Linked DNA regions of Homo sapiens: region 2 is linked to region 1. Evidence: chromatin loops called from intact Hi-C (ENCODE). Cell type or tissue: heart left ventricle. All regions are shown on one strand. Each heading gives the region's core, and the rest is flanking DNA. Links, peaks and the distances in the headings are about the cores only.

Evidence for each region. A loop is a pair of places that touch in the nucleus more often than their neighbours do. Peaks named below come from ENCODE experiments on the same cell type or tissue, not always from the same donor. Only the 100,000 strongest peaks of a DNase experiment are listed, where the experiment ranks them.
Region 2: it touches region 1 in a loop (2.5-fold over the local background); 28 of 110 quality-filtered maps call a loop at or near these places.

What each region holds. Positions count from the first base shown.
Region 1 is chr15:58,679,955-58,690,617 of GRCh38, forward strand. ADAM10 (ADAM metallopeptidase domain 10) reads right to left here. Exons shown (of 16, transcript NM_001110.4): 3 at 2,242-2,360. It also overlaps the pseudogene LOC100289060 and the pseudogene HSP90AB4P. Among named protein-coding and RNA genes, the nearest start is that of ADAM10, 64 kb to the right of the region's middle. RefSeq lists a silencer at 6,293-6,475. In heart left ventricle, for the core only: no CTCF peak of the experiment used is centred there; a DNase peak (open chromatin) is centred at 6,477.
Region 2 is chr15:58,729,959-58,740,621 of GRCh38, forward strand. All of the region lies in intron 1 of ADAM10 (ADAM metallopeptidase domain 10), which reads right to left. Among named protein-coding and RNA genes, the nearest start is that of ADAM10, 14 kb to the right of the region's middle. In heart left ventricle, for the core only: no CTCF peak of the experiment used is centred there; no DNase peak of the experiment used is centred there; H3K27ac peaks cover 577 bases.

The DNA of each region.
Region 1 (10,663 bases), core at 1,893-9,892:
AGCAAACCCACTGATAAAATACACACTTTCAGAATAAAGACATCCAAAGCATCTTTTGAAAATTTTGCTACAGGTACCACAAGAAAAAAGCTCCTTTTCCATCCGATATATTGTGCATGGGCCAGGCCTTTTGGCTTCTGCGCTATGCTTAGGGGTTTGTTTTGTGTTTTGTTTTGTTTTGCTTTTGAGACAAGGTCTTGCTCTGTCACCCGGGCTGGAGTGCAGTGACGAGCTCATGGCTCTGTGCAGCCTCAACCTCCTGGGCTCAGGCACTCCTCCCACCTCCGCCTCCCTAGTAGCTGGGACTACAAGCGTGCACCGCCACCTCCAGCTAATTTTTGTATTTTTGGTAGAGACAGGGACTTGCTATGTTTCCTAGGCTGGTCTGGAACTCCTGGGCTCAAACAATCCACCTGCCTCGGCCTCCTAAAGTGCTGGGATTACAGGCGTGAGTCACCACGCCCAGCCTATAAACACATTTTTAAATAGAACAGTGTCAAATATTTCATGGGCACTTTGAACAAAAGTATACCAACAGTACTTTTAAAGATATTGGACAAAGATTTGTAATACTATCCCATCAATTACACTTCTCCAGTGAAAGGAAATAATAGGAAAAAAGGTACTTTTGGTTCTTAATATAATCACAACGAAAAGGTGAGCACCAAAATCAAATGACATAAAGGGTGAAAGTAGAGGGAGAGGGCTTTAAACCTTGAATTTACCCATTACGATTCTCTGATTAAAATAAAAATCAGGACTTCCACAATTTCTAAGTTGTAGAATAACATTAATTAGTTGCCTCTGAATTAATCATAGACTGGAGGTAAGAGCCCAAGACGCTGATATTTGGAGTTTTTTGTTTTGTTTTGTTTTCTTAAATAGACAGGGCCCCTCTCTGTCCCCCAGGCTATAGTGCAGTGGCACAATCATAACTCACTGTAGCCTCAACCTCCTGGGCTCAGCAATCCTCCCACGTCAGCCTCCCATCTAACTGAAACTACAGGTGTGCCACCACAACTAAATTTTTATGTTTTTTAGAGACAAGGTCTCACTATACTGCCCAGGCTGGTCTCAAACTCCAGGTCTCAAGCAATCCTCCTGCCTCAGCCTCCCAAAGCACTGGGATTACAGGTGTAACTGCTACCATGCCTGGCCTAAATAACATGATTTTTATCTGCAATCTCATTTACGGCCTCGGACTTTTCTTGATCTCATCACCTAGCGAAAAAGGGCAGGAACTACTAAGTTATTTGCCCAGAAAGATAAATAATCAAGAAGACAATATAACACTAAAGTCTGACATTGAAAATCTACTGATGAAAAACGCTTCATTTTGGTTACAGAATTGTAAGAGTACAAAAAAGCTAAAGAATTTAATGATTAGGTTTATTCTACAAATGAGAAAGTTTAAGTATAGAAATGCCTCATTTATCTGGCACAATCGAAAAATGAGAAAAAATTCTTTAAGCATTTAATTTTTCATGTTACTATTTTCAGTAGAAATCACTCGTGTAGAAATAATCTCAAACAGTTTAACACTGTCTTAAGTGAGAATCATCTTGAGTACTTACTAATGTACAGTTATAAAACAATGACATTTTGCCTCTCTCCAACACCCCCAGAAGATTTTCATTTTTTAAGCTTTTTTATGACTTCTATAGTTGTTCTGTTCTTTCAACACTACTAGTAGATGTAACTTTCTATTGGGTTAAGTGTGCCACTGATGCCCCCCAACATGCATTTTCAATTTGATGCAGCAAGAGAAATTTGTTAGAATTGTGAATAAAGCAAATAGATTCTGAGGAAGAAGGGCCTTGGGAGGATTTTCCTACAGATGACTCTGTCACATTATTTTTGGCTAAGATCATCTTTACTGTTTCCTTTTAGACTTTTCCTGTTTTCTTATAAAACACAGCAAAGTTACTATTAATTTCTTACTTGGAAAATCAGAAAATTACAGAAGTCGTTAAAACTTTTGAAAACTCTAACAGTTTAGAGGTACTGAGTCAAAATTTCACCCCTTTCAGAAGCCAGATATTTCATAATTCACTATTAAACATACATGTAAAGATAGGTCCAAACATTACTTCATTTCTCAAAGACCATTACCCTTCATATGAATTCAACCTCCTCTGGATTTATAACCTTTTCTGAAATATTTGCTTACACTTCAAAATGAGTATCTTTGTGTAGAAAAAAAAAAATGGAAGAAAAGGGTTCTGTTAAGGTCCAACTTACCATAAATATGTCCAGTGTAAATATGAGAGGTATCATAATCAAGTACTTTATTTGATGTTTCTACTTTAAATTCATCACTGAAAAGGGAAGTGTCCCTCTTCATTCGTAGGTTGAAATGTCTGTAAAATGGGATGGGAAGGGGGAACAACTGAAATTAAAAAGATCCAAATTTTAAACAATTATTTTTTATTTTAAAAAGTCTACAAAATGTGGACTGTTATGAAATTTGTCTATTTGTGAAATACGCTGACCAAGATTTTTAAAGACATATTCTGCTCTAAAAGTCAACTTAGTAGCTGTGGTAGGACTCTAAATGAGATAAAATTAAACAGTAACTGTCTAGGATGTTAAAAATAAATGCCTATAGACTGATTCTTACATGGTAAAACAAGATATTCAAACAGCAAATAAGTTACTTGGAGATTAAAACAGGCTTCCTGACCCAATTACTATTATCTACCACTGCCTGTCTTCTCTCTCTAGTAATTCTGCTATTTTGCTATTCTCCCTTACTTTCTACAAGTTAAATAAGAAAATACAGAAGAAAGCAGCATCTATATGGGGTATTTAACATCTCTTCTCAGAAAGACAAGTGTGTATGCTCTTTGTTTTACCCTGGGGCTTCTAATTCTTGCAAATTATAGAAATCTTCCTTAATTCAATTTGGGAATGCCGAAAGACCAGGATAATGGCTGAAATCAGAGGAATTTTAGTCCTCTACACAAAAAAGGGAAAGATCAAAATACTAAAGTAAAATTAATTAAAGATATGACAAAAATCTAGAGTTTAGAATCGAATTGGAATCAAATCTTAAGCCTAGAATTTACTAGCTCAGGTTCCTGTCTGTGAAATAAAGGTAATATAAATTCTATACACCTTGTAAAATTACTTTAAATATTAGAGATTTTATAACGTATATAAAGTCATAACAGTACCTGGCACATTGGAGATATATGATAAAATGGCAACAAATTAGCTAACATTACTCAACTCTGTTAAAAGTATATCAAGTCTTTTATAATTGTGAACATAATAGAATTTCTACTTAATTTTTTTGACAATTACAACAAAGTATTACGTCTTTTTTTTTACATATACATGTTTTGCAGAGTACTATAAGAACCTTGTTTTTTAAATTACTTAATAAAAATTTGTAACATAAAGTTGTATGGGGAAACATACAGTCACTTCACACATTTGTGACATGAATAAGTTGGTACAATCTCTATGGTGGGAAAACTGGTTTAAAAAATCCAAATTACAAATGTACATAGCCTTTGATACAAGAATTCCATTTCTAGAAATGTATCTTACATATACTTGCATGTAAGTGAAATTACTTCCATACTACAAAGAATGTGGCATAATAAGAAATATAAAGTTAAGCCAGGTGCAGTGGCTCATGCCTGTAATCCCAGAACTTTGGGAGGCTGAGGCAGGTGGATCATCTGAGGTCAGGAGTTCAAGACCAGCCTGGCCAACACAGCAAAACCGTCTCTACTAAAAATACAAAAACTAGCCAGGCATGGTGGCTTGCACCTCTAGTCCCAGCTACTGGGGAGGCTGAGGTAAGAGAACTGCTTGAATCTGGGAGGTGGAGGCTACAGTGAGCCAAGATCATGCCACTGCACTCCAGCCTGGGTGACAAAGTGAGGCTCCATCTCAAAAAAAAAAAAAAAAAAAAAAAAGAGAAGGAAATATAAAGTCATCCCTCAGTATCCACGGGGGATTGGTTACAGGACCCCCAAGGATACCAAAATCTAAAAATGCTCAAGTCCCTTATACAAAATGGTACAGTATTTGTATATAACAAATGTATTTGTAGAGTATTTGTATATATACATCCTCCTGTACACTTTAAATCATCTCAAAATTACTTATAATACCTCACACAGTATAAATTCTATGTAAATAGTTCTTATACTGTATTGTTTAGGGAATAATGACAAGGAAGAAAGTGTACATGTTCAGTACAGATGCAACCATGCGAATTATTTTCAATCCAAGGCTGACTGAATCCACAGATATAGAGGGCCAAATCTATTTGACCTTTGTCCCCAGTTCCTGGCACAGTGCTCCTAAAACCCTTGGAATATCCTCAGTGATAGGTGTCTCTTCACTCATTCATAATGAGTCTGTTTCACTCACATCTGAGTTTATGCTAATGAGGTGACTTAGAGTGGGGCCCCTAGATGACCTTGGAATAGAGCTGGTCACCAGAAAGATCAAATAATAAGAGCAATGGAATTTCAGCCCTAGCCACTGACTCCACCCCAGAAAGTGAGGTGGGAGAGACAGGAGATTAAGCTCTATAGAAACTCTTGAACAATGAGATCTGATCAGCTTCCAGGGTTGAACACACTGAGTTGATTGGAGGGTAGTGAACCCAGAGAGCGCACAGAAACTCTGTGCTGCCTCCCACATTCCTACGCATCTCTTCCACTTAGGTGATCATGAGTTGTATCCTTTATAATAAACCAGCAAGAGTAAGTAAACTGTTTTCCTGAGTTCTGTCAGCCAGGTTAACAAATTATCTAACCTTAGGAGGAGGTTGAGGGAACCCCCAATTTATAGCAGGTGGTCCGAAGTACAGGTGGCGCAGGACTTACAAATGGTGTCTGAAGTGGAAAGCAGTGTTGTAGGAATGGGCCCTTAAGCTGTGGGGTCTGCACTAGCTCCAGATATTTACTGTGAGAACTGAATTACGCTGAATTGTTGAACACCCACTTGGTGTCTGGAGAATCAAGAGAATTGGTTGCTGGTGTTGGAAAATAGCCCAGAAAGATTATTCACCTTAGCACTATTTGAAATAGTACATGATTAGTAACAACAGAACTAGTTAATTTGCTTATGGTACATAATCGTATTTATGGGTATACCCATATAACTGTATACTACAAAGCTGAAAAAAATATATAAAATATTTACATGTAATCAAATCATAGACCTCTAAGTTATATTAAGTAAAAAAAAAAAAAAAAAAAGACCAAGTGCAGTGGCTCACGCCTGTAATCCCAGCATTTGGGGAGGCCGACGCAGGCAGATCATGAGGTCAGGAGATCGAGACCATCCTGGCTAACACAGTGAAACCCCATCTCTACTAAAAATACAAAAAATTAGCCGGGCGTGGTGACGGGTGCCTGTAGTCCCAGCTACTTGGGAGGCTAAGGCAGGAGAATGGCGTGAACCCGGGGGAGGCAGAGCTTGCAGTGAGCCGAGATCACGCCACTGCACTGCAGCCTAGGTGACAGAACAACACTCCATCTCCAATAAATAAATAAATAAATAAATAAGATACAAAAAAGAATATAGTACGTTACCTTTTTTTAAAAACAAGAATATGAAGGAGAATATATATATATATATATATATATATATATATATATATGTATATATACATATCTCCACATTTCTGTGTAGAGAATTTCTGAGTAAGATACACATTATAAGAATGTGCATCAAATTTCTTGACAGATACACAATAAACTAGTAACAATGGTTGTCCCCAAGAATGGAAAGTGGGTGACTGGGAAATAAGGGAGGGAAGGATACCTCATTGTATATCTTTTGTGGCATTTAAATTTTAAAACATACGAGCATATTTCTTATTCAAAAAATAAAATGTAAGTTAAAATAACATCTTAAGACACAAAACAAAAACTACTGCTCTTTGGACAGATGAATCAATTTTGACTTTCAAATTACTAACTTAGAAATAAACAAAAAGTTTTGTTGCCACAATGGTGGAGAAACCATTACTGGACTTGCCTACCCACCTCAAAAATACAGTTTTTCAGTTACATAAATGAAACAACTGCTTTCAGACAATAGACAACAAGCAGTGAAGGACTATGATTTAAGAAAAAAGGAAGGTGCAACAATGAGAAAGAACTCCAGAAATCTGCACAGGCGTTCACCTGTAGTCTGTGGCTCAATACTATCGTGGATGCATAAAGAGAGACTCCACAAAGGTGGGCCCAAAAACAACTATTAAGGAGCTGTTAGTTGACCAATTACTGGATCTTACAAGAGACAGGGATACATCGAAGTTGTGATCAAGCACAGAAGACAGACTTTGTTGTCATTTAATAGAGAACCCAGAAAAGCCACTCCTTGGAAATAGGAACAAACTATTCCTAGAATAAAGGCTACTTCAAACCTATCCTAATAAAGCTTAAAAACAAGGCTGGGCCCTCGGAGCCCAGCGCCGCCACCATGTCCTCTGGGGCTAGCGCGAGCGCCCTGCAGTGCCTGGTGGAGCAGCTCAAGTTGGAGGCTGGCGTGGAGAGGATCAATGTCTCTCAGGCAGCCGCAGAGCTTCAACAGTACTGTATGCAGAATGCCTGCAAGGATGCCCTGCTGGTGGGTGTTCTAGCTGGAAGTAACCCCTTCTGGGAACCCAGATCCTGTGCTTTACTCTGAAGACTCTAAGAGAGAAGTTTGCTGAGGAATGCCTTCAAGCACAAAGTGATGAATGACTGCCTTCAAGTCTCAAGAAAACACTTTTCCCTAACTTTTAGAGATATTTCAGCCCTTTCCTGTGGCCCCGTCCTATAGCCAAAATCACAGAAATTCATGAGTTTCTACTTGAGTGAGGAAACTGGGTGAAGGAATAGAGTTTTAAATAGTAATAGCTTGTTTTTTTGTGCAAGTACTTTTATACATAAGATAAACAAAAACCTTACCACCAAACATACCAAAATGCACCTCTTTCATAAGTGAGTTACTAAGATTTCTATACCTGGAATATCATGTATGTTTCATTTACTGGATGTTTACATTTTAGGAAGGAAAATAGTTTTGTTTATTTAAACAATCGAATACTTGTAAACTGTTGTTCCTGGAAGATATTTATACCATAAAAAATTTGTTCTTTTCTCATGAATTTACAATTCCTAAATGAAGACCAGAAAGTACAAATTGCTGGGAGGAAGAATAGGCTTTACTAATCAACTGATGTCTTGATTTTTCTAAATGGGAAGATTGTTTTATTTTTAACACTAATTATGGGAGCAGATTCTTAGCAAACTTGTTTGGAAAAGTTAATGTTATGATGTGCATTAGGCTGCCCCATCGTGTATATAAATGAAGCAGATTTGGTCTTTGTATTCTTACGTTCCTCTACTTTGTAGCTGTGGCTGTACTTAAAGAAATACAGAATTTCATATATTTAAAAATGTTTAAAATGTGACCCACAGAACATTGTAAATGATTAAAAACTAACATAAAAACATTACAACCTAAAAGAATTCTTAACTTCACAAGGGTTTTACTTTGATGATGTGAATCTGATTTAATTTGGGACACTTTTTTAGAAGGATACATTATTTGTGTTTGTAACAGTCTTTGAAGAGCTTGGAAATAAAATTTCTGCTTAATTAATCATAAAAAAAAAAAAGGCTCAAAAGGGTCAAGCTGATCCACAAGTTACTCAACTATCTAACAAACAAAACTCCATACTTTTTAAAAAAAAAATACGAACAGTTAAACTGTGGTATATCCATACAATAGGATAGAATTTAGTAATAAAAAGGAACAAACTATTGATAAACACAACAATTTGTACAAACTTCAAAAAAATTATGCTGAGTGGAAAAGTCAATCTCAAAGATACTACTTGCATAATACGATTCATGCGACAATCATGAAATAATCTAATTATGGAGATGGAGAACCAATTAATGGTTGTTTAGGATTATAGATGGGGGAGGGGATGAATGTGGCCATAAAGGGATAGCACAAGGGAGTCTGGTGATGCTACCATTGAGTATCTTTGATTGTAGGGATAATTACACAAGACTACCCATGTGACAAAATTGCACAGAATTATGCACAGGCACACACACATGCACGTACATGTAAAACTGATGAAACCCAAATAAACTCTATGCATTGTACCAATATCAATCTTGGTTTTGATGTTGTAATATAGTTATATAAATTGTGAACACTGAGGGAGACTGGGGGAAAGATGTCCAGGACTTCCCAGTAGAAGCTCCTGTGACTCTACAATTATTTTTAAATTAAAAGTTTTTTAAAAATCCAGACACAGGTGGGCACAGTGGCTCACACCTGTAGTCCCAGTATTTTGGGAGGGCAAGGTGGGAAGATTGCTTGAGCCCAGGAGTTTTCAATCAGCCTGGGCAATGTAGCAAGACTCCATCTCTAATTTTAAAAAAAACAAACAACGACAAAAAGACACTAAATATTAATCAAAATGTGAAATATCCAATTAAAAACCACAAACTATTAAAAAAAACAAGGGGTAAAAAAACCAAACCACTAACTATAAAGAAATGTGACAAAGAAGAAGAAAATTAGTCCCCCCCAAAAAAAGTGAGAATGAATGATAACGGAATTAGCAGACAAGGATTTAGTGATTTAGTGTCTATATATTGTAAATATGTTAAAGAATTATGGGGAAAATATAAGCACAATAAGGAGAAACCAAAAACTGTCGAAAGAGGGGAGGGAAGGGGAGGGACAGGGAAGAGAGGAGAGAGGGAAAGGAATGAGAGGGGAGGAAACTTCCAGAATTGGAAAATATAATTTCTAAAATGAAAAAAAAAATTATATATATATATATATATATCTCTCTCTCTCACTGGACTGACTTAAGAGCAGATGAGATACTGCAAGAAAGAATATCAGCGAACTTGAAGACAGGGTAACAAAAACTATCTAACTTGATGTACAGAGAGATAAAGAGTTTAAAAAAAAAAAACCCAGAGCCTCAGTAACCTATCAAACAGTAAATAAATAAAGAAGCGAGAGGAGACAGAAAAAAAAATTTGATAAAATGATAAAAAACTTCCAAACTGATAAAACTATAAACACAAGTCTAAGTAACTCAACAAACACCAAGAAAGATACACACAAAGAAAAACCCACAAAACACACCACAGTCACTGCTGAAAATCAGCGTTAAAGAGAAAATCTTAAAATCCATCAAAGAGACTGATTATATGCAGAGTGACTGCTGATTTAACATTAGAAATAATGCAAGCAGGCCGGGCGTGGTGGCTCACGCCTGTAATCCTAGCACTTTGGGAGGCCAAGGTGGGCAGATTGCCTTAGCTTAGGAGTTCGAGACCAGCCTGGGCAACATGGTGAAAGCCTGTCTCTACTAAAATACAAAAAATTAGCCGGGCATGGTGGTGTGCATCTGTAGTCCCAGCTACTCAGTAGGATGAGGCAGGAGAATTGCTTGAACCCAGGAGGCAGAGGTTGCAGTGAGCTGAGATCATGCCACTGCACTCCAACGTGGGCCACAGAGCAAGACTCTGTCTCCACAAAAATAATAATAATAATAATGCAAGCTAGAAATTATTGGAGTAACTTTTTTAATGCTGAAAGAAAAACAATGTCAATCCAAATTCTACAGCCAATAAAAAAGATCATTAAAAAATACATTGTCAATGAAGAATAAAAAAGAAAACATCATTCCAGTACTGCAGACATTGAGTGATAAAGTAATATTATGAGCATAATGAAAATAAATTCAATTACTTAGATAAAATAAACTCCTTAAAAGGTACAAATTATGAAAACTATCACAAAATATAGAAAATCTGAATAAGCCCCTATCTACTGAAGAAAATGAATTCATGATTTAAGGCCTTTCCACAAGAAAAATACCAGGGCCAGATGGTTCCCCTGATGTCCTATAAAACTATTTTAAGAAAACAGGAGGGAAGAGTACTCAACTCATTTTATGTGGCTCACTCTGATTCCAAAACCAAAGACAGACCCCCCCCAAAAAAAAAAAAAAAAGACTGATATTCCTTATGAACATAAACAAAAAAATCCAACCAAAAACTAGAAAACTGAACAAAGCAATAAATAAAAAGGACAATACATCATAAGCAAATGAAGTAATAAGAGGCTGGCTTAACATTCTAAAATCATCAATGTAATTCACCGCATTCAAAGGGGAGAAAAGCCACAAAATCATCTCATTAGGTACAGAAAAAGCATCTAACAAATTTCAGCACCTACTCATGATAAAATTCTCAGCAAACTAGGAAGAGACAGGAACTTCCTTAACCCGATAAAATGCAACTACAAACTCCAGTTAACATCATACTTAAAGATGAAAGACTGAATGCTTCTCTCCTAAGATTGGGAAGAAGGTAAAGATATTCACACTTGCCACTTTTATGCAACTCTGTAACATTAAGTATGATGTTACAGATACCACAACAAGCCAAGAAAAATAATCCTCTTTTAGTTGCTAATCCCCAGAAATGGTAATCTTTTGTGTTGTTTTACTGTATAAAAACAGCATATTCTTTATTTTACATACTTTCAGAACAAAATAAACAACAACAAAAAAACAGGATATACAACATCCAATTCTGCTGTCAAAGTAGAGAGGGAATGGGGCTTGATGCCCTTGTTTCCTGCCTTAGACACAAGGACA
Region 2 (10,663 bases), core at 1,132-9,131, 49 kb after region 1:
AAAAAAAAACAAAAACAAAAACAAAAACAAAACAAACAAACAAACAAAAAAAAAAACTCATTGAAGCACTTTAGATTTTCACATTAGGAAATCGTAAGCATAATGCAAATATTCCCAAAATCGGAAAATTTAAAGATCCAAAACACTTTTGGTTCCAAGTATTTCAAATAAGGATACTCAACCTGTATATCCTTATTTCTACACACTTGCTTTAATGTAAGCATTTAACAATACATTAATAGGGATAGGTACACCATGGGTGCTACCATTTAAGCAAAAAATACCTCAACTGATGTCTCAGGCAATATACTGAGTAGAAAAAGTTTCCAAATAACGTAGAAGAAGGGTTGGCAAACTGTTACCCAAAGGCCAGTTCCAGCTGGCCACCTGTTTTTACAACACTGCTATGCTCATTCATTTACATATTTTCTATCTCTGCTTTCACACAACAGCAGAGTTGAATAAGCGAAGTATTACAAAATGTTACAGAACAGGTATTAAATCTTTGGTAAGTCACTTAAACACTTAGTTTCATCCTACAAAATGTTACAGAACAGGTATCAAATCTTTGGTAAGTCACTTAAACACTTAGTTTCATCTGCCTTTGGTTATAATTCACCTTTTTTTCCTCTACAAGAGGAATACTAACCTGAAATCCACAAACCTCTGTGTTAGTTAATTTTAGGTGTCAACTTGACTAGATTAAGGAAGACCTAGAGAGCTGGTAAAGCATTATTTCTGGATGTGTCTCTGAGGGTGCTTCCAGTGAAGACTGGCGGGTGGAGTGGTGGGCTGACTGGGGAAGATCCACCTGCACTGTGGGCAGGCACCATCCAATTGGCTAAAGGCCAGGAAAAAAACAAAAAGGTGGAGGAAAAGAAAATTCTCCCTCTCTTTCCCCTCGGGACATCAGGACTCCAGCCTCTGCGGCCTTCAGCCTCAGACAGAGTTAAAATATCAGCTTCCCTGGTTCCCAGACATTAAGACTAAAATGAGCCATACTACCAGCATCCTAGGGTCTCCAGCTTGCAGACTGCCTATCATGGGACTTTTCAGTCTGTATAATCGTGTAAGCCAATTCCCCTAATAAATCCTCTCTCATGTATCTATCTGTACATATGTATATCCTATTGGTTCTGTCTCTCTGGAAAACCCTCACTGATAGAGTCAGTCCTCTGTATTCATGGGTTCTGCATTAGTGGAATTCAACCAACTGTGGATTCAAAATACTGAAGGGGAAAAAAAATCCACAAAGTTCCAAAAGACAAAACCTGAATTTGCTGTACACTGAGTACTATGCTGAATCCACACAAATGAAGTGCTGGCATTATATTAAGTATTATAAGAAATCTGGAGATGGTTTAAAGTATATGGGAGGGGCCAGGTGCAGTGGCTCACACCTGTAATCCTAACACTTTGGGGGGCCGAGGCGGGCAGATCGCTTAAACCCAGGAATTAGAGACCAGCCTGGGCAACATAGCAAAGCCCCGTCTCAACAACAACAAAAAAAATACAAAAAACTAGCCAGGTGTGGTGGCACACACTTGTTGTCCCAGCTGCTCAAGAGGCTGAGGTGGGAGAATCACCTGAGCCCACGAAGTCGAGGCTGGGGTTAGCCGTATTCACACCACTGCACTCCAGCCTGAGTGAGAGAGTGAGACCCTGTCTCAAAAAAATAAAAAAATTAAAATTCAAGTATGAGAGGGCATTTTGCAGTGAGGCTCAGAAGGCAACAAGCACCCTGAGGTGACCCCACCCAAGGTAACTGGTATGGAGTGGAGGATGAACATGCACCTTCCAAGCAGGGTGTTTCTTTAAGAGTGTCACAGGTGAGAATTCCTAAGGCAGGTCAGAAAGCCCACCCCATGACATGTGCGGCCTGGTCTTGAAAGACGTTTTTCCATCTAGCTGGACAAGGGGAACATTCTCTGAATAGCAACCACACACATGTGAGTCATGGGGTGGAGACTTCTGGTTCACTGTAACCTAGACCAGATTCAGAGGCAGCAGACAGAAATCTTCTAGAAGGAAAAGAGCCTGGTGTTTGTGAAGATCTGCAGATCCTACATGTCAAAGAAGGTTTTCACTAGCAGGAAGGGTGGAAAATACTTCTTGAATAGCTTTGAAGTTTTCAAGCACCAGGCCCCTCCCAATGGGGAAGAAGCCACACCAAAGTACTGAGAGTAGGGAGGCCTTTCACACTGGACAAAGGGGCTGCAAGTGCAGTGATGTGGGAAAGCCTTCAACTGCAAAGATAAACTTGTTCAGCAACAGAAAATCCATGACGGAGTAAAGCCTTAGGAGTGTGGTGAATGTGGAGAAAACCTTTAGTCACAACTCCTACTTTACAGTACAAAGAAGAATTCACAGCAAAGAAATACCTTATAAATGCAGTGATTGCGGGAAATTATTTGGCTCCACCTCCAACCCTCATACTTTAAAGAGGTCATACAAAGAATGAGCTTAAAGCCAGGCATGGTGGCTCATGCCTGTAATTCCAGCACTTTGGGAGGTTGAGGAGGGCAGATCACCTGAGGTCAGGGGTTCGAGACCAGCCTGACCAACATGGTGAAACCCCGTCTCTACTAAAAATACAAAAATTAGCCAGGCATGGTGGTACACACCTGTAGTCCCAGCTACTTGGGTGGCTGAGGCAGGAAAATCACTTGAACCCAGGAAGGCGGAGGTTGCAGTGAGCCGAGATCTTGCTGTTGCACTCCAGCATGGGCAACAGAGCAAGACTCCATCTCAAAAAAAAAAAAAAAAAGAGTGAGCTTAATGTGATAAATCCTTTATTAGAAGATCCTATCTTGTTCAGCAGCAGAGAATTCATAGTGGAGAAAGGCCTTATGAGTGCAGATCATGTGACAAGTCTTTTTATCTATAAAGACACATTTGTTGAGCACCAGAAAGTTCACACTGGAAAAGAGACTTCTAAGTGTTGTAAATGTGGAAAATTCTTCAGCCACAATTCCTATCTTACAGCATATAAGAGAATTCGTGATGGAACAAGGCCTTATGTATGCAGGAAATATGGGAATGCAGAAACTTCCACCTTGCTTGGCACATGAAAGTTCACACAGAGAAAGGCCTTATAAATGTAGAAGTGTAGCGGATGTAAAAAAGCATACAGTCAAGGCCTAACCTCATTAGGCATTAGAGTTCACACTGGACAGAGGCCTTAAGAGTGCATGGCAGATGTTGTCTCATTGTTCAAAATAGCATGATCATAAAAGAGAAGAGCTGACAGTGACCTCTGAATGTGAGCTGTCAGCCAGAAGTTGAACTGCTCCATCTATCCACAATGTAGAGATTACCTACAACTAGGTGAGTGAACAAAACCTGGTGGTTCTTCATCCCCTCCCTCAGAGTGGTTTCAGTGTGGAAATGACCCAGCTCCTGCCCAAAAGACCTGGGTTGGGGTCTGCTGTGGATTTCCAGAGGTCCCCCTTTTTTGTGGACAATGGTAGCTGAGATGGATTTGTCTAGCCAGTTTCCGAATCAGCCAATCCTGGAACTGCCTGCCTCATTCTACCCTGATTTGTGCAGATAAAGGCCTTATTGTTTAACCCTTTAAAACAAAAATAAAGTACAGGGAAGGATGTGCACAGGTTATATGCAAATAGTATACCTTTTTATATAAGGGACTTGAGCATTCATGGAACCAATCCCCATAGATACTGAGGGAGAAACTGCATAACCTCTATAGGGGATTCATGAGCCCCTAAATTTTGCAGGCAAAATTCCAAAAATATTCTTTATTTTCTTTCTTGGCCTTTTATTGGTTCTGCTTTGCATATTTAAATCTTTTATTCATCTATTTATAATTTTATCTGTTTTTTAACTTACTACACTAACTAGGAGTACCAAACCATGCTGAATAACAAGTGTAGGCATGTTCACTTTGTCCCTGACTTTAATAGAATATCTTTAGTTTTTCATTACATTATATATATATATATAAAAATAATATTACACTAAGGCTGTTGCTTCTCATTCTTGTTTTAGAAATCCAATATATTCAAATTCACATTAAAATCTGGCTAACAAACATTTTTAAATGATTTTTTAAGTTTCACATTTCACATATTTAAAGGGGAAAAATTAAAAATCCCAAACTATATATCCTATTTTATTTTTAAAAGTATCCTAATTTCTTAAATGTACCCTGAAATCTTACCATGTACAGAACAATATCCTGATTACATCAATTTCTTGTTTAACTAAATTAAACAATAATGCTTATAAATTGGATGTCATGATAATTAAAATGTATCAAGCACTTGCTATCTGCCAGGCTCTGTACTGCTCTACATTTTTTTCATTTAAACCACCCAATCAAGTGAGAACTATTAGCCCATTTTAAAGAAAACTGAGGTTTGAGTGATATGTAACAAACCCAGTGTCACATAGCAAACAGGAGGCAGTGCCAAGAACTCAACTTTGATTTCAATGATTTCATGTTAATCTACGATGAGTCGAATTACCTTCATCATAAACAAGGTAAGTCACCATATTTCTGATATGACAAAAAACTGAAAAGACAGCCTGGGCAAGATGGCAAAACGCCATCTCTACAACAAATACAAAAATCAGCCGGGCACGGTGGCATGCACCTGTCATCCCAGCTACTTGGGGGGTTGAGGTGGGAGGATCGCTTGAACCTGGGAAGTAGAGGCCGCAGTGAGCCAAGATCGTGCCACTGCAATGCAGCCTGGGTGACAAAGTGAGACCCTGTCTCAAAATTAAAAAAAAAAAAAACTGAAAAGAAAAAAAATTATCAAAATACAGCACATGGCAAAAACCTTTCAAAAACTAAACTGACGTCTACCTCTAAGATGGGGAAAACAAGCAATGCAATACTAAAGAAGAATATACTTCTTATAGACAGAAAAATATACATATACATATACCCTTGATTTCCACAGCTAGTGATTGAAATGGGCATGGTTTACTCCACAGGAGCCCTGACTAATCTTCAACCCTTGTACTGCTTACTACCTCAGTCAGACATCACAAAATTGCCTGTTCCCACATGCAGAGACTGGACCTATCAACTGAGATTTATTTCTAAACTTTAGCAATCAGTCAAGAGCTCAGAAAGTATAGATAGAGCATGTGGTATCATCAAATCTCACTGAAACATGTTAACTATTCACCCATCTCTATCTGAACACAGCTTGGCCTCTGACCCACTCACCTTTGTATCTGGGAATCTCTCCTTGTTATAGATCTTCCTGATTCCCTAGTTCCAAGCTGCCTAATCGTTTACTCCGATTCCTTATCACCTACTCTATCCTGATCCTTACTACTTGCTAGACTCTCCCAGTCCAGGTTCTTTCATCACTATTAGATATATTACCTACGCAGGACAAAACGAACAACAAGTAAGGACTCAAAGAATGCCAATCTTAATTCCTAATTTTATCCCTCCTGATAAAGAATAAAATAAAATTGTCCCTTGGTATCCCTGGGGGGTTGGTTCAAGGACTTCCCACAGATATCCAAATCCATTGATGCTCAAATCCCTGACAAAATGACGCGGTATTTGCATACAACCTATGCACATACCCATGTATATTTTAAATAATCTCTAGACTACTTATAATACACAATACAATGTAAATCCTATATAAATAGTTGTTGTACTGTGTTGTGTAGGGAATAATAACAAGAAAAAAGTCTGTACATGTTAAGTACAGACTCAATTTCATTTTTTGAATTTTTTCATTCGTGGTTGGTTTAATCCATGAATACAAAATTCACAGACACAGAGGGTCAACTGGTATTTACTAATCTGCCTTTTAAAAATTTATTTTTCCTAATCACAGAAGTGCGTTATGAATCTTACTACCCAGCAAGTTGGTATCTGTTCTCTAAAATGATTACATATATATTTATCTATGAAAAAACTGAAATGGTTTTATACATACTTACAAAAGGCATTTTCACATAAAGACTTTAACAGTGGAGAAATACATGCTACCTGACAATGATGAAAATAAAATACATTTAACCTAGAGGACAATAAAATGTTACTAATCTGACATCAATGGAAAATGACAGCTTCCACTAAGGACAGTTTCTAGGTAATTATATCTTGCTAAATATCTTTCTATTTGATGGATGATTAATTTTCCTCCTACTCTAACATGTTCTTGTTAAGCCAGGCTTATCCTTATTAACATCTTCACCAGAAGAGGCCATAATGATGCAGTAACCTCAAGGCTATGTTATTGTGCTATTATTCCTACATAAAAACAGCTCCACCCTACAAGATAGTTACTCTGCAAAGTCAACGTCTTCTCCTTTCTCTTCTGTTACTTTATTTCACCTACACAGAAAAGCGCACCAACAGCATTTAACTTTCTTGTTCTCAGTTTTAGTTGCCAAAAAGCTAGCATATATTACAGTCACATGGTACTTAATACTTATAAGCCCCATGGGAAATCTGAAAAGCATATACTACAAAGCATATACTACAGTCACATGGCACCTAATACTTATAAGCCCCATGGGAAATTTGAACATCTCCACACTTAAGAAAAAAATCTCCTTAGTTATGTAGCAGAATGTCCTTACTTTTATGAAATGCAAGCATACTGAAGTATTTAGAGTACAACTTATTTTCAAATGAAACAGAGGGAAAAAAATAATATATTATTAAAAAGAGAGTAAATGTGGTAAAGGTAACCATTCATAAATTCAGGTGAAAGGCATACAAATATTAACTACTAGCATACCTGCAATCTTTTAGAAAGTATAAAAATTTTCAAGAATTAAAAAAAGAAACACAGTATATCGAAAAAAGCCTCTATGTAAAACTGCCAGAAGAATAACTAGATTGGATCTACGAGATAGAGAAAACAGATCCTTTATCAAATTTTATGTAATCCTAGCACTTTGGGAAGTCGAAAGTGATTGTTTAGGAGGATCACTTTAGCTCGGGAGTTCAAGACCAGCCTGGGCAACACAGTAACACCCCATCTCTAGTTTTTTTTTAAGGGGGAAGACTAAGTAATACCAAAAAATCACATGCAAGAGTGGCAGAAAAATGACCAGCAGGTTCTAAGAAATAGAAAAAACATAACTTGGCCTCCTTGTCACAGGAGAGCTTAGGAGAGCTCTCCCTTTTTACAATTTGAGAACAGTATTTTTATTTCCCTTAATTTTTCTCAAAGTCGCCAGGATACTGGTATTTACCAATCCGCCTTTTAAAAAATTATTTTTCCTAATCACAGAAGTGCATTATGAATCTTACTACCCAGAAAATTGGTATCTGTTCTCTAAAAATGATTACATATATATTTATCTATGACAAAACTGAAATGGTTTTATGCGTGTTCTTTCTGTAAGCTGCTTTTCTCCCCTCAAATGTAAACATTTTTTCACATCCAAAAAATAAAATACCTTCTATAAAGAACCTGACTGACTAAAAGGCAAATTCTTCAAATACTGTAAGTACAAAGAACCTAAATTACGCTTTAAGGGTAAAATTAGCCTACATGTAAAGGCAAGATCTGGCTTCCCTCAACTGATAACTACTATTTGACTTTCCTGACTCTGGATAAGTAACCCTCCCTGATCCTCCTCTCTCATTTATAAAATGAAAATAACAACACGTATCTCATAGAGATGCTGTGAAGACCAAGTTAATATATGATACACAAAATGATCTAACAACAGTGCCTGGCATTAAGTACCCCAACAAATGCCAGCCATTGTGATTTTTTTCCATATTCCATGGGTAGGTAGCATCTTACTTCCCAAGTACCCTTCTAAGCAAAAGCTTCCTTCCCAATCCTTGAACCCAAAACTTACAATCTTCTGTTCCAATCTACTAAATTAAAGAATTGTGCAAAAAAATACGGAATGAAAATTTCATTAACATCAGGAGAAAAAACAAAGAATAACTCTCTGATAGTGGGTCACCATCATCACCTTGGTGTGAGACAGAAATATCATATAACAAGCAAGTTTTTTCCTATCTATACCCAAAAAGTTGGCTATACAATCTTAAGAATGGGAGAGGAAAATCTGCAATAATGTTTTGATATTACAGATCTTCCTATTTACAGAAAAACTCAATTACAATAAATGAGAGGATATAAGAGTAAGCTAAGCATGGCATATTTGCATTCCTCAAAAAAAATTACTTGTAATCAACTTGTTTTCAACAGACTTTTCACTTGCATAATTTCAAAATGAGGTACCAACAGCATTTTTCCCCAACATAAAAATATATTTCCTTCCTACTGAGTCATCAACTACATGTCATAGGCATCATACTGTGTTGACCAATGCTTCCTTTATTTGATAATACATATTCACTCAGATCTTCAGGCACTAAATACCACTAACAAAACTGTTCTCCTGTATGACAAAGGTAGGCTTCCAGGAACTATCATGCCCTATATTCCAGCAATATATTTAAGTGCCTTTAATGCACTCTTTGAAAAGCTACTTCTACAATGTGAATTCAAACTTAAGCCAGTACCTATTTTTTCACTAGAAATCAGTCAAATCATCTTCTAGAAGCAAACAGCTACACCTAACAGTTACAAGTTAAAGTTCAAGATAGGAGGGAGTGTCTACAATTAAAAGCCTATTTCAACATACCCACTTTTTGAAATCAGCTAGTCTCTAAGAAGTAAAAATAACACAAGCTGGCTCAGAAGTCTAAGTAGCTCTTTTATAAATTATATACAAAGGGCTGAAAACACGAATGATTAAAATCTATTGAATGTATTAAATTTATACCACTAACTTATGAAATACAATTTAAAAATCAAAAAATTGAAATGTGTACGTAAGATTTCTATGCTGATTTGAAATTCTTTTATACAATCTTTTTTTATTCTTTTTTTCTGAACCTGTGGGTTATATTGAATCTTTTATACAATTTCTAATAAGACACAAGTACAGACAGTAATAGAGTATGACTTTCAACCTGCCTACATCACTTTCACACTCACACAGCCACCACCTCACTTTTGATATACATCTGTCCCACTCCCTGCATTTCATCTTAAACCCATTGTCATTAACTCACCCTTTTCCCATAAGATATCCCAAAACATCCGCCACTGCCCCTAGCTGAGAACCACTATGCCAAAGCTTGCTCTACATTAAAGAAAAAGGGCTCCTCCCTACTAAATGGCCTACTGCTCCTAGAGATCATGGAGTTACTAAGAGATTTCTGCTACTGGATGGATACAAGTGAATTTTATGGGCTACCAAGAAAATTTATAAATTCTTAAATTTTGGGCCGGGCGCGGTGGCTCACGCCTGTAATCCCAGCACTTTGGGAGGCCAAGGCAGGTGAATCACGAGGTCAGGAGATTGAGACCATCCTGGCTAACATGGTGAAACCCCGTCTCTACCAAAAATACAAAAAAAAAAAAAAAAATTAGCCAGGCATGGTGGCAGGTGCTTGTAGTCCCAGCTACTCGGGAGGCTGAGGCAGAAGAACGGCATGAACCTGGGAGGCGGAGCTGGCAGTGAGCCGAGATAGCACCACTGCACTCCAGCCGGGGTGACAGAGCGAGACTCCGTCTCAAAAAAATAAATAAATAAATAAATAAATATTTTCAAAAAATAAATTCTTAAATTTTATAAATTCTTGCCAAAATTAAATTCTGATTTCCGAACCAATTTATAAGCATCAGTGCCAATCCATCTCCAAAGCTGTCAACAAAACTGTCCTCTCCGTTATGCTAGATTAGAATACCTAACCTTTATAATACACATTTGAGGGTTCTGATAATATGCTGTACTAATTGGAGGAGGTCACTTTCTAATTTTACTACAGCAATATTCCAATTTTAACAAAAATCATTATGACATTCAGTTTCATGTAATGAGACTATTTCCATAATATAGCTGACAGCCAGTACCATGAAGGCTGCTTCACTAATGCCAATATCTGCTGAATGAAAACGGGTGCATAACATGTATCCAGAAGTCCAGTCCACTTCCTAAGCAATGTATTTAACAATTCTGTAGTCTTAATAACACATATTATAAAATCCTAATGTGAGTGAGACACTGTGCTAGGTCCTAAAACATGAAGACTAAGAATAAAGTTACTTCCCTCTTAACATTGTCTTTCTAGTGAAGACACAGATCAGTAACTTAACTATAAAGCTTGAAATAAAGAACAGCAATATCAAAGCTCGGCATGGTGGCTCATGCCTGTAATCCCAAAACTTTGGGAGGCTGAAGGAGGATCACTTGAGGTCTAGAGTTCGAGGCCAGCCTGGCCAACATGGTGAAACCCCGTCTCTACTAAAAATACAAAAATGAGAAGGGCCTGGTGGCAAGTGCCTGTAGTCCCAGCTACTCGGAGGCTGAGGCACAAAAATCGCTTAAACCCAGAAGGCAGGGGCTGCAGTGAGCCAAGATCGCACCACTGCATTCCAGCCTGGGCATCAGCGCGAGACTCTGTCTCTAGGGAAGAAAAAAAAAAAAGAACAGCAATATCTATAAAATAGAAAAAATATGGTATAAACAGGAATGACATGATTTCATTTTTTACTACTTATACATATCTCAGTGTCTGCTTTGCATACTTATGCGTTTTAACTACACTTTACATTTTTCTTGTATTTATTTATTTATTTTTGGCATAGAAACAGGGTCTTGCTATGTTAACCAGGCTGGT